2 separate regions of the Mus musculus genome follow, and region 2 is linked to region 1. Evidence: chromatin loops called from intact Hi-C (ENCODE). Cell type or tissue: left cerebral cortex. All regions are shown on one strand.

Region 1 (5,000 bases):
AGCATTCAAACAGAGGCCTGTCCTGACTGTAATCCCAGTATATAGCAAGCTGGCTAGCTAGACTAGCCTCAGTCAGCAAGCTCTGGGTTTAAGTAAGAAACTTTATCTCAGTGTATAAAGTAGAGAATAATGTAAGGCAGACACCCAATATCAACCCCTGAACTCTGCATGCACTTCCCCCCAACACATGCAAATATGTATATGCACTCACATAATATATATCACATGCATGAACACACATAAAGAGAGAGTAGGCGTTAGAAAATATAAGAATAGGCAAAAAGATACATTTTTTACCTTCTAAAGAAGGCTAAGCTCCTAATCTCACACTTGTGATCTCTAAGGGGACAGGTGATAGGGAGATTTGACTCCTCTCCTCACCCAGGTGACATGGCCTCACAGGCACCACTTGAAGAGCTTAATGTGTGCTCAGTGGCAGATGGTACACACTGAACTGGAGTTGACACACTTTAGAAAGTCAATGTAGCTGGACACATCAGATTAAAAGGCTGTGTCTAGGAAGTAAATACACTCCCCTCCAGTGACAGTTCAAATGTGTGTAAATCCCAGCGACCATATGTCGACACTGCCCGCAAGGGCAGCCTGCCGCCTGCAGAGCCTTCCAGGACTGAGAGACTGTGTGTGTCACCCAGACAGAGAAGGAAAAGGGATAGAGATGCTGCTCAAACCAAAGAATGGGGCACAGAATCCACAAAAGCGCTCTGTGATCATCATGTTTAGCGTTTGACCAGTAGTAACAAAATCATCCTAAAACAGACCCTCTTTCCCTTTCTCTCTTTCTATGTTTCAAATCCAAGGGGATCAGAATCCTAAGCAAAGGGCTGGCAAAGAACTATAAGTAGGGGAAAGAAATTTAACTCTAACTCAGGTTTGAAATATCTATGACCTAACAATATTATCAATTGGTTTGTGAATTACAGTCACCTTAAAACTTGTTTGGTTTTGGTTTTTTCCCCCTATGGGAAGCCAAGAATTTGAGGGACTTAACTGAAGTTTTTTGCATACTTGAAAAAGATGTTTTCCAGTTAAAAATTCAAAGAAACAATGGGAGGCAAAAAAAAAAAAAAACAAAACCAGTGATGCCTTCTGATTTCATCCCAAGATTCTAGTCTATTCAATGGTCTATTCGATGTACACATTTGTGGAAATTACATGGGTCAAGAATTGGGCTAAATTTTTTATACATAAGTATATTTTTACAACCCTATAATACATTCTGTCATCATACTCATTTTATAATTAAAGTAACTAAAATCCAGAGACATAAGTAACTTAACTAAGATCACCACACTTCTATTAATGTCAAATTCAGAACTGTTTGACTCCACAACTCATGCTTTTGACTGTTGCCATAGTAACTTATTGGTAAACACTTTGGTATAAAAGGAACAATTCTTAGATTATGAGGTTTAGATTACCATACAATCACTAACCTGAATATATTGCACATATCTGAGGGGGGGGGATTCCAAAATACAGTCTTTAAAATCAAAATGGCAAGAAAAACACTTAAGTTTTTATTACTCAGGGCTCACAGCAGCTAAAAGGTTTCAGCAATATTATATGGCATACAAATTGCAGATTTAACTTGGTTGAGGAGCGTCCCCATGCAATCACCATAATATTTTATTGTAGAATAACAGCACAGGTCCTGATCCCTAGCCCTTGGTAAACATGAGTAGCTGGAATCCATTGTTGCAAAAGCTTAACATCCCCCACGCATGGCATGGCCTCGACCTGAAAGCGAGTTTTCTATAGCCTAACATCAATAGAAACTTCTCTGCTGTAGATTAGACTTTTATGAATTGGGATTAACAGAATGAGCATACAGTGACCATCCTTATTAGGGAATGCTTTAATCAACTAAAGCTGACTGAAGGAGAAAAAGAGTTCTCAAAACAGACCAGCTGTATGACTCTGCTAATTGTGACTTAATCCCAATTTATAAAAGCACCTGTGTTACTTGTCATTCGTCTTGTTCCTGCCAACTATACCAGACAATAAGGACCTCTGTGCCGTGAGGCAGCAGGAGAAGGTAAAACTTTGTATGTCAGTATCTACAGGGATTAGAATGATATAGTTTCATTTTCACTCTGGTCATTTTGAATATTCCTTTCCGGAAATGGAATTCTACAGCACCATCTACCACCTCCGCTCCTCACAGCTCGCTTAACTCAGCCCAGCACACAGGGCTACATTTTGTTCCTCTGCCTTGCCTGAAATGGATGCTTCTTTCTTCATTGTTTGGAAGAAAGAAATTGGAAGTGCCTTCTACCGAGAGGCTCTTAACAGATTGTGGGACTTCTGGTTTCTTTTCTGAGACACATGAAAATGTAAATCATCTTTCCTTCTACAGGCAAGGCAGCGTGACCCTGGAGCATACAATCAACTGCCCTCCCCTTCACGGGCCTCACCAGCCCACTCTCCCTCCTCTTTCACTGTGATTCGTTCTCTCTCTCTCTCTCTCTCTCTCTCTCTCTTCTCTCTCTCTCTCTCTCTCTCTCTCTCTCTCTCTCTCTCTCTCTCTCTCTCTCTCTCTCTCTCTCTCTCTCTCTCCACCACCCCCAGAGCCCTGGAGCTTGAAGGCAACAGCCAAACTCTTTTATATTTTGAAAGTAAGAATTGAAAGCTTGTCTGAGTTCAAAGAATCACTTGGTACTAAAAGGATATTTTTATGCATTCCACAGTGGAACAAATATTAAAAGATATACCAAAAAGAAAAAAAAAAGAAAAAGAAAAAGGAACCTGGACTCAGCCAAAGGAGCAGAATCTGAACATTCATGTTGTGTCTCCAGGAACTGCCAAATTCTTTGCCTTTCTCTCAGGACCGCTCTGTGGAGCTTTGAGTGACAGGCAGTATGGCACAAGCCACGATTTAAATTCTGCTTGCCTCATTCTTTGCATAGACAGCAACGGGCTGATAGAATGCAACTAAAAACATAATTCAGATGGGAAAATACAACATGATTTTCACAGAAAGAGAGGAAGAGCACAGAGACATGGCTTAATATAGCCAGCAGAGGGCGCGGCTTACACATGTAAGTATAAACAAACCGTCCCTCGAAGCTGTAAGGAGCTCCTGCGGTTTTTGTTACAGATTTTGCGTTTTTCGAGTAAACCACGTCCAAGCTCCCTTTAACAAAACTCTAGTATTGTCACATAGTTCTCGCCTCATGATTAAATAAGACTATGTCTACAGCCCCTTCGGTCACTCAAACTGCCACTCTTCTGCCCCCTGCTCTGGCATGGGAAAAAAAGTGGAGATACACTCCCTCAAAGGACAGCTTCCCAGAAAGAGTGACCTGTATTCCCAAGCAGCCTTCATTTGTTTAAGAGACTTGCACCTAGAATTTCTTGATCAAAGCTAATGTGCTGTAAATTTCTTCATTTAACAGACTTAGTCTGTTCAACTCTTGACACTGGGAATTGGGATTTCCCAGAACTATTAGCACTGCACAGTAGGCATTCCATGCCAGCCAAGAACCGGGGATTAACAGGTATTTGTCTCAGCTAATTTCACTCTCTATACCGGCTCTATAGAGACTAGAGCTTCTTGGCGGAGTGTGTGCCACCCTGCTAATTGGCTACGAATGTAACTACTCCCGAATGCCAATGGAGCTGGGCCTGAAGAGGCTAGAGGCAAAAGATCCTTATGATAGACATACATTTGAGGCTGGTTGATGGCACAGTAAATGTAGATGGTTCCTTTGCCAACCTCTACCTCTTGCTGACTATCAAATGCCCATCCCGATAGATCATGGGGTGATGTTTTTGTTTTTTTTTTTAATGCACATTCATATACATACAATCAGTGACAGTTGAATCCTCAAAATCCTGTACTAACAAGGAATTTTCATATGCAAAATCTTGTAGAAACAAATATTTACATAGTGTCTATTCAGAATGCATATACTGAATCGTAAGGCTTATAGGTAGCTTCCATAGAGCACCCAATTTCCTGAGTCAAAGAAAAGCATTATACATATCAGGATAGGAACAGAACACAAGAATTATTTCTGAAATAAAGATTGTATACAAAAGGAAAGTTGTTACTGCTTTCTCACATGTCCTATTCTTCTCCTTGCTAATAATTAATCTCCTAATAACATGTACTACTTCTAAAGCTTGTGAAACAGGAATTGAAGAGTCAAATATTAAATGATACTATGTATATGCATTATCTGTTGTTAGATAATACATTCTGCTGAGTGTAGCAGCTGAAAACAACAGTTATTACCTTCCGGTTTCTATAATCAACCAGGTTCAATCCAGGAGCAGCTAAGCTGGTGGCAGTGTTTCAGTCGCTTGTAAGGCTGCAATCAAAGGGTTGGCCAGAGGTTTCAAGGCCCCAATGACTGGCAAATGTACTTCAAAGATTATTCACATAGCCGATGGTTAAGCCACAAAAGATCTGTTTCTAAGCTCACTAGCTGGAGCTTCTCTGCATGGTTACCTCATATGCTGTGGATTGAATCTTTGTGTCCACACCTCCTATGTTAAGTCCCTAACCCCCAGTATGACTGTATTTGGTGTGAAGGCTTCTAAGTGGGGTTACATGGTGGAACCCAGATAAGAAAACATACTGATTCTCAACCTCTCTGTCTCTCTCTGTCTCTTTCTCTCTCCTTCTCTCTCTCTCCCCCCTTTACCTCTCCTTCCCCTTCTCTTCTCTCTCTCCCTTCCTATCTGCTCCCTTCCTTCTTCCCCCTTAGAGAACATACCAAAAATGGTCCTATGAGCACATACAGGATGGCAGTCACCCACAACCACCAGAAAACAAACTGGCTGTTTCCTTGACCTGGAATTTCCAGTCTCCAAAATTATGAGAAAATGGATTTCTGTGGATTAACCTGCCTCGTCTGTAGTATTTTCTTAAAGCAACCTAAGCTGCTGAATATACCTCAAGATGAACAGCACATGAGGGTGTGCCTGAGACAGAAAGCCATAATCTTTCTATAGCTTAGCACTGGACATTAGGA
Region 2 (5,000 bases), 410 kb after region 1:
AGCAGCAGTTTGTCAATGGCTCAAGATGGAGGACTTCCATTGACTTCAATCAGGATGAGGGGTTTACCATGTGCCTTCCTTATCAATCATTGGCCACTGGCAGACTCAAAATCAAAGAAAGACAGAACAGTTTGCCTTTGGATCAGGTTACTTATTATATAGCAAAGGACAAATTGAAAGAGCTAACAAAGAGCTAGATTTTGCTAAGAGGGCACAAGAGCAAAGCTCCTCATGCTTGCATATCTACAGCACCTCACTCCTGGTAAAGAACATCTTCCAGTCTCTTAGAGCTATGCTATTTACTGCTAGGGAGCGAGTTTAGCACAGTGGTCAGAAGCAGAACCATTAGAGTCACATACAACTTAGTAAGAATCTAACTACAGCCCCGTACTTACTAGCTATATGATAAACTACCTTAGCTACTTTTCATATGCTTCCTCTTCTGTAAAATGGAGCTAGTGCAATATGCCTAAAGGAGGCTGTCACGATGACTGAATAAGATATGGAAAGTACTTCTCACAGCAAACACAGTAAGCACTCAATATATAACAGAAAAAAATGACACTAAAAAATCATGCATTTATAGTCTCCTCCTCCCAGCTGAGGATTTATAAACATCATCAAATACAACTCAACTTGGAGAATACATTATATGATTATTTTGGTAGCAGAATTTTATCTTCCTAATTATGTTTTGCTTAGGCAAATGTCAAAAATGAGTTTCCACTTCCAGATCAGACACTGATGGGGATAGTGGGGATGGGGGTGGAATGTGATCTCAGAAACACATTCGACACAGGCAGGATGGAATATATATGATTTTAATGAGCTTTGGAAAATCCAATGACATTCCAAAGACATACTGAATACTACCTATTCATAAATCCTATGGACTGAAAGAAGATGGACATATTTACACTGGATTTAGAAAGTAGCATGGCAGGTCAATATACCACCATGTGCTGAGCACTCCCTCTGCTCCAAGTCCTGTGCTGAGCATCACAGATATATCTTATCTCTGTCAAAGCAATTATATTCTATTACCTCTCCCTGCAAAAAAATAAATCAATGCATGACCAAGTTTCAGAGGCTTGTTAATATCTAAACCAGGTCCTAGAGATGCCAATGTCCTATGACACTGCAGCTCATTTTGTAGTCAAAATGAGAGAAGATTTTTCCAACAAATAGAGAGAAAATGAGCAACACATTATTTAGTGAACAAGGAATGCACAGAGTAGGAACAAGGTTAATATAGGTTGGAGTTAGAAACTAGGCTGAAATTGTCAGAGCCAAAGACAGTATGTCAGTAGCATTACTGTACTTGATTTATGGAGAATGAGGTACCATCTAAGGATTTAGCAGTATTTTTAAAATATTCAGCTTTGCTTACTATAGAATAGAGTAGGGACCTTAAAAGCAACATAACTATGTTCTGGTCACTTAGAATTGAAATGAGGGATGTTTAAGAAACACATTTTAAAGCAAATATGGCAATAATGACATAGAAGAGGGGTAGAACTGTAAAAAGAAAAAAAATCAAAGAGACATTGGTGCCTCGAGGTTAGCTGCCACCTCTGGAGATGATGATAAATTAAGAACCATCCAATTTCTAGATAATAACAGTGAGTCTAATTTTAGAAAATTTAAAGTAAAAGCTAAAAGTTAAAGTTGCATTTTCTCACTTTATAACAAAATACCTTTAGACAAGATGCAAAAAAATCATTAACCTCCTTATTAATGGAAGGTGACTAATTAGACCTTTAAAAATGGAAGCACTGTGACCATATAAGTACATAAAATTCTTCCTTTCCTCAGCACTCAGTGAATATCACCTGTAGGCCCAGACTTACAAAGACAGCAAGTACGTGGAGCTCACATTCTGGTGGGATAGATGAGGCAAGCAACTACAAAGAACAATAAAAAAAGTAACAGACACACTCTTGCTTCTGCAAGCAGGGATACTAACACACACAGGAGGAATATGCATATCACTACTACTTTATGCAGCTTTTCATGAATTTGGGACACTTACCTAGCCATAATGCAATGAGTACAGCATCAATTCCATCTATTGGCTCACAGATCCGAGCCACAACAGGGTGGATCTGCTGGGCCAAGTAGTATTGGGTGTCGATGGCTAAATTGTCAAGTTTCTGCAATTGTTCTGGGGCATAGGCCCTCTGAGTTGCAGTGAGGTTTGACCCATCCTGAAAGAAGACACAGCATAAAGTTGTAAGCAACTCAATCACACATACACTTGCTTAATCAAATAGATGAACAAAAGTTTCAATTTTATGTCCTTAGTTCCAAACACCAAGAAGTCTTGCCCTGTTAAAAATCTCACATGTATCATAGACTAGAAAGACCAAGAACTTTTTGGTCTCAATCTTATCCATTGCTTGAGAATGTAAATCCAGTGTATTGTGCTCTTTTCTGTCAGGATAGGAAACCAGTAAGATGACACTAGCTAGATTATAATCCTACCTGCCATATCATAAGAAAAAATGAAGAAAAAAAAAGGAATGAAAATACCAGTGACTATTAGTCTACTGAGAATGACTTTTTTGTTTTATTTTGTTTTTGTTTTTGTTTTTTTTTAATTAGGTATTTTCCTCGTTTACATTTTCAATGCTATCCCAAAGGTCCCCCAAACCCACCCCCCCAATCCCCTACCCACCCACTGCCCCTTTTTGGCCCTGGCGTTCCCCTGTACTGGGGCATATAAAGTTTGGAAGTCCAATGGGCCTCTCTTTGCAGTGATGACCGACTAGGCCATCTTTTGATACATATGCAGCTAGAGACAAGAGCTCCAGGGTACTGCTTAGTTCATATTGTTGTTCCACCTATAGGGTTGCAGATCCCTTTAGCTCCTTGGTTAATTTCTCTAGCTCCTCCATAAGGGGCCGTGTGACCCATCCAATAGCTGACTGTGAAAGACATGACAATAAAAGAATAAATAACACTCCTTTTATCCTATTAATGCAATTACTTCCAGCCACAATTCCAACCATAGAAGCATGTAGCCTTTCCAAAAACTGTGTGACAAAATAAAGCCTTTGTCCTTTGTTTCTTTGGGGTATTTTATCACAGTGACAAGGAAAGTAACTGATTTACCTACACAGCAGCAGTACTCTAAAGTCAAATACCTGACCAGTGGAAGGGGTAAGGAGGAGGCTGATCTCTCCTCAAGCAAATGAAGGTGGGATAGATACTCTTCTTAGGGGCTACTTGTTTTATACTTTAAACTTGTGAGATTCGACTTAATTAGCTCACATACAGCTCTGTAGTGATGTCGCTGACATCTGTGAATCAAAAAGTCATCATTCTACTGGACCAACATCCAATGATTCACTCCACTCTTCCTCTTGACTGAAACAACAGAATTTAATATTCACACTAGTAAATTATAACTATTCACAGTGCTCAGCTGCTCTGTAGAACTGATTATAATGTGAATCCTATTCTTTCACTCCTGCCACAATCAGTCTCTTCTAAGCTCAGCATTCAGCTCAAAACATAGGCAACCTTCCACATCATGGTCTTTACCAGAGACACAAGGCAGGGCCTACCTACTCTTTGAGCTTCTGTTCCTGATAGAAGCAGAATTTATCTGTCTTTCAATTAGGTGCTACCTGGTCTGAAGTATGATGAATTTTCTAGAAAGAAAGCTACCCTCAGGTTAAAATTTGTTTGTCCATATTAAACAACTCAATAAAAAAATTAATGAGAATGAATGAGGCTTAATCATGTCCTTTAAGCAAACTGAATTGTAAGGTGGAAATGAGGTAACAGCTGCTACCTGGGCATTTGAAAACAACCATCAGGCTATGTCTTCATGTGCTATACTCAGACTGCCTTTTAGTACCAGAAATCTGCTCACCCTATAGAATTAGGCTTTTGTTGAATTTAATCTTTTCTCTCATGATTTTTTGTTGCTGTTGAGGCTGATCTTATACTGCCCTAGGTTGACTTCTAGCTTAGTGCTGTATCAAAGGATGACCTTGTACTACTACTGATCTTCCTCTCTCTACCTTCCAAGAGCTGGATTTACACCACCACACTGAGGAAACTCAATTACTTTTAAATAATGAATTAAAGTCAATTTTATGTAAGTGAAAAAAATTAAGGCACTGGTGAACTGGAGTGAAAGTAAAATATTTGTGTAGCATACACATGGTCCTATGACTGCCATCTGAAAGACCCAACAAGCAGCTGAAAGAGTCACATGCAGATATTTGCACCCAACCAATGGACAGAAGCAGCTGAGCCCTGTTGTTTAATTAGGGAAGGTTGAAAGAAGCTGAGGAGAAGGGTGGCCCTGTAGGAGGACCAGCAGTCTCAATTAATCTGGATCCCCGATCTCTCTCAAACACTGGACCACCAAACAGACAGCACACACCAGCTGATATGAGGCCCCCCAACATACATACAGTAGAGAACTTCCGGGTCTGTGTTCATTCAGAGATGATGCGCCTAACCCTCAAGACACTGGAGGCCCAAAGGAGTTTAGAGGTTAGGTGGGGTGGGGGGTGGGGGCATCCTCGTGGGGTGGGGAGGAGGTGTGGGATGTGGAGCAGACAGAGGGCAGATGGGGGGTAGGGAATGGAATATGGAGTGTAAGAAATAAATTTAAAATAATATTAAATTAATAATTAAAAAAGAACTGCAAAACAACCACCACCAAGTGCTTTGAGTTACTTTCAAATATGTATCACTAAAAGATTTCATAAAGGAGTATTGTATTTCTAAAGACCAGAAGCAAATTTCCAAGCATTCTTTCTACTGACAGCATTCTACCTCTAAATAGCTTGTAGCTAACTAAGAGTGAGCCCAACGTATTTCCTACTGTATTCTTAAAACCTAAGCTCAAATACAGCAAATTTCACAACTGGTTAGCTAACAGGTTTTATAATGTGTGCTGGAAAACCATTTAGGCTCTCACCTAAGATATATTACTGAAAGATGTAGTCCCTAAACTGAACAAGATGTCAACAGAATTT

The links. Hi-C counts contacts between places; a loop is a spot of excess contacts. Peaks named below come from ENCODE experiments on the same cell type or tissue, not always from the same donor. Only the 100,000 strongest peaks of a DNase experiment are listed, where the experiment ranks them.
Region 2: it touches region 1 in a loop (4-fold over the local background); 21 of 42 quality-filtered maps call a loop at or near these places.

The regions. Positions count from the first base shown.
Region 1 is chrX:93,066,892-93,071,891 of GRCm38, forward strand. No RefSeq gene overlaps it. Among named protein-coding and RNA genes, the nearest start is that of Gm38657, 11 kb to the left of the region's middle. In left cerebral cortex, a CTCF peak has its summit at 3,040 (motif pointing right); DNase peaks (open chromatin) are centred at 2,271 and 3,032; H3K4me3 peaks cover 687 bases; H3K27ac peaks cover 245 bases.
Region 2 is chrX:93,472,281-93,477,280 of GRCm38, forward strand. It overlaps Pola1 (polymerase (DNA directed), alpha 1), which reads right to left. Exons shown (of 37, transcript NM_008892.2): 32 at 2,033-2,207. Among named protein-coding and RNA genes, the nearest start is that of Gm35587, 73 kb to the left of the region's middle. In left cerebral cortex, no CTCF peak of the experiment used is centred here; no DNase peak of the experiment used is centred here.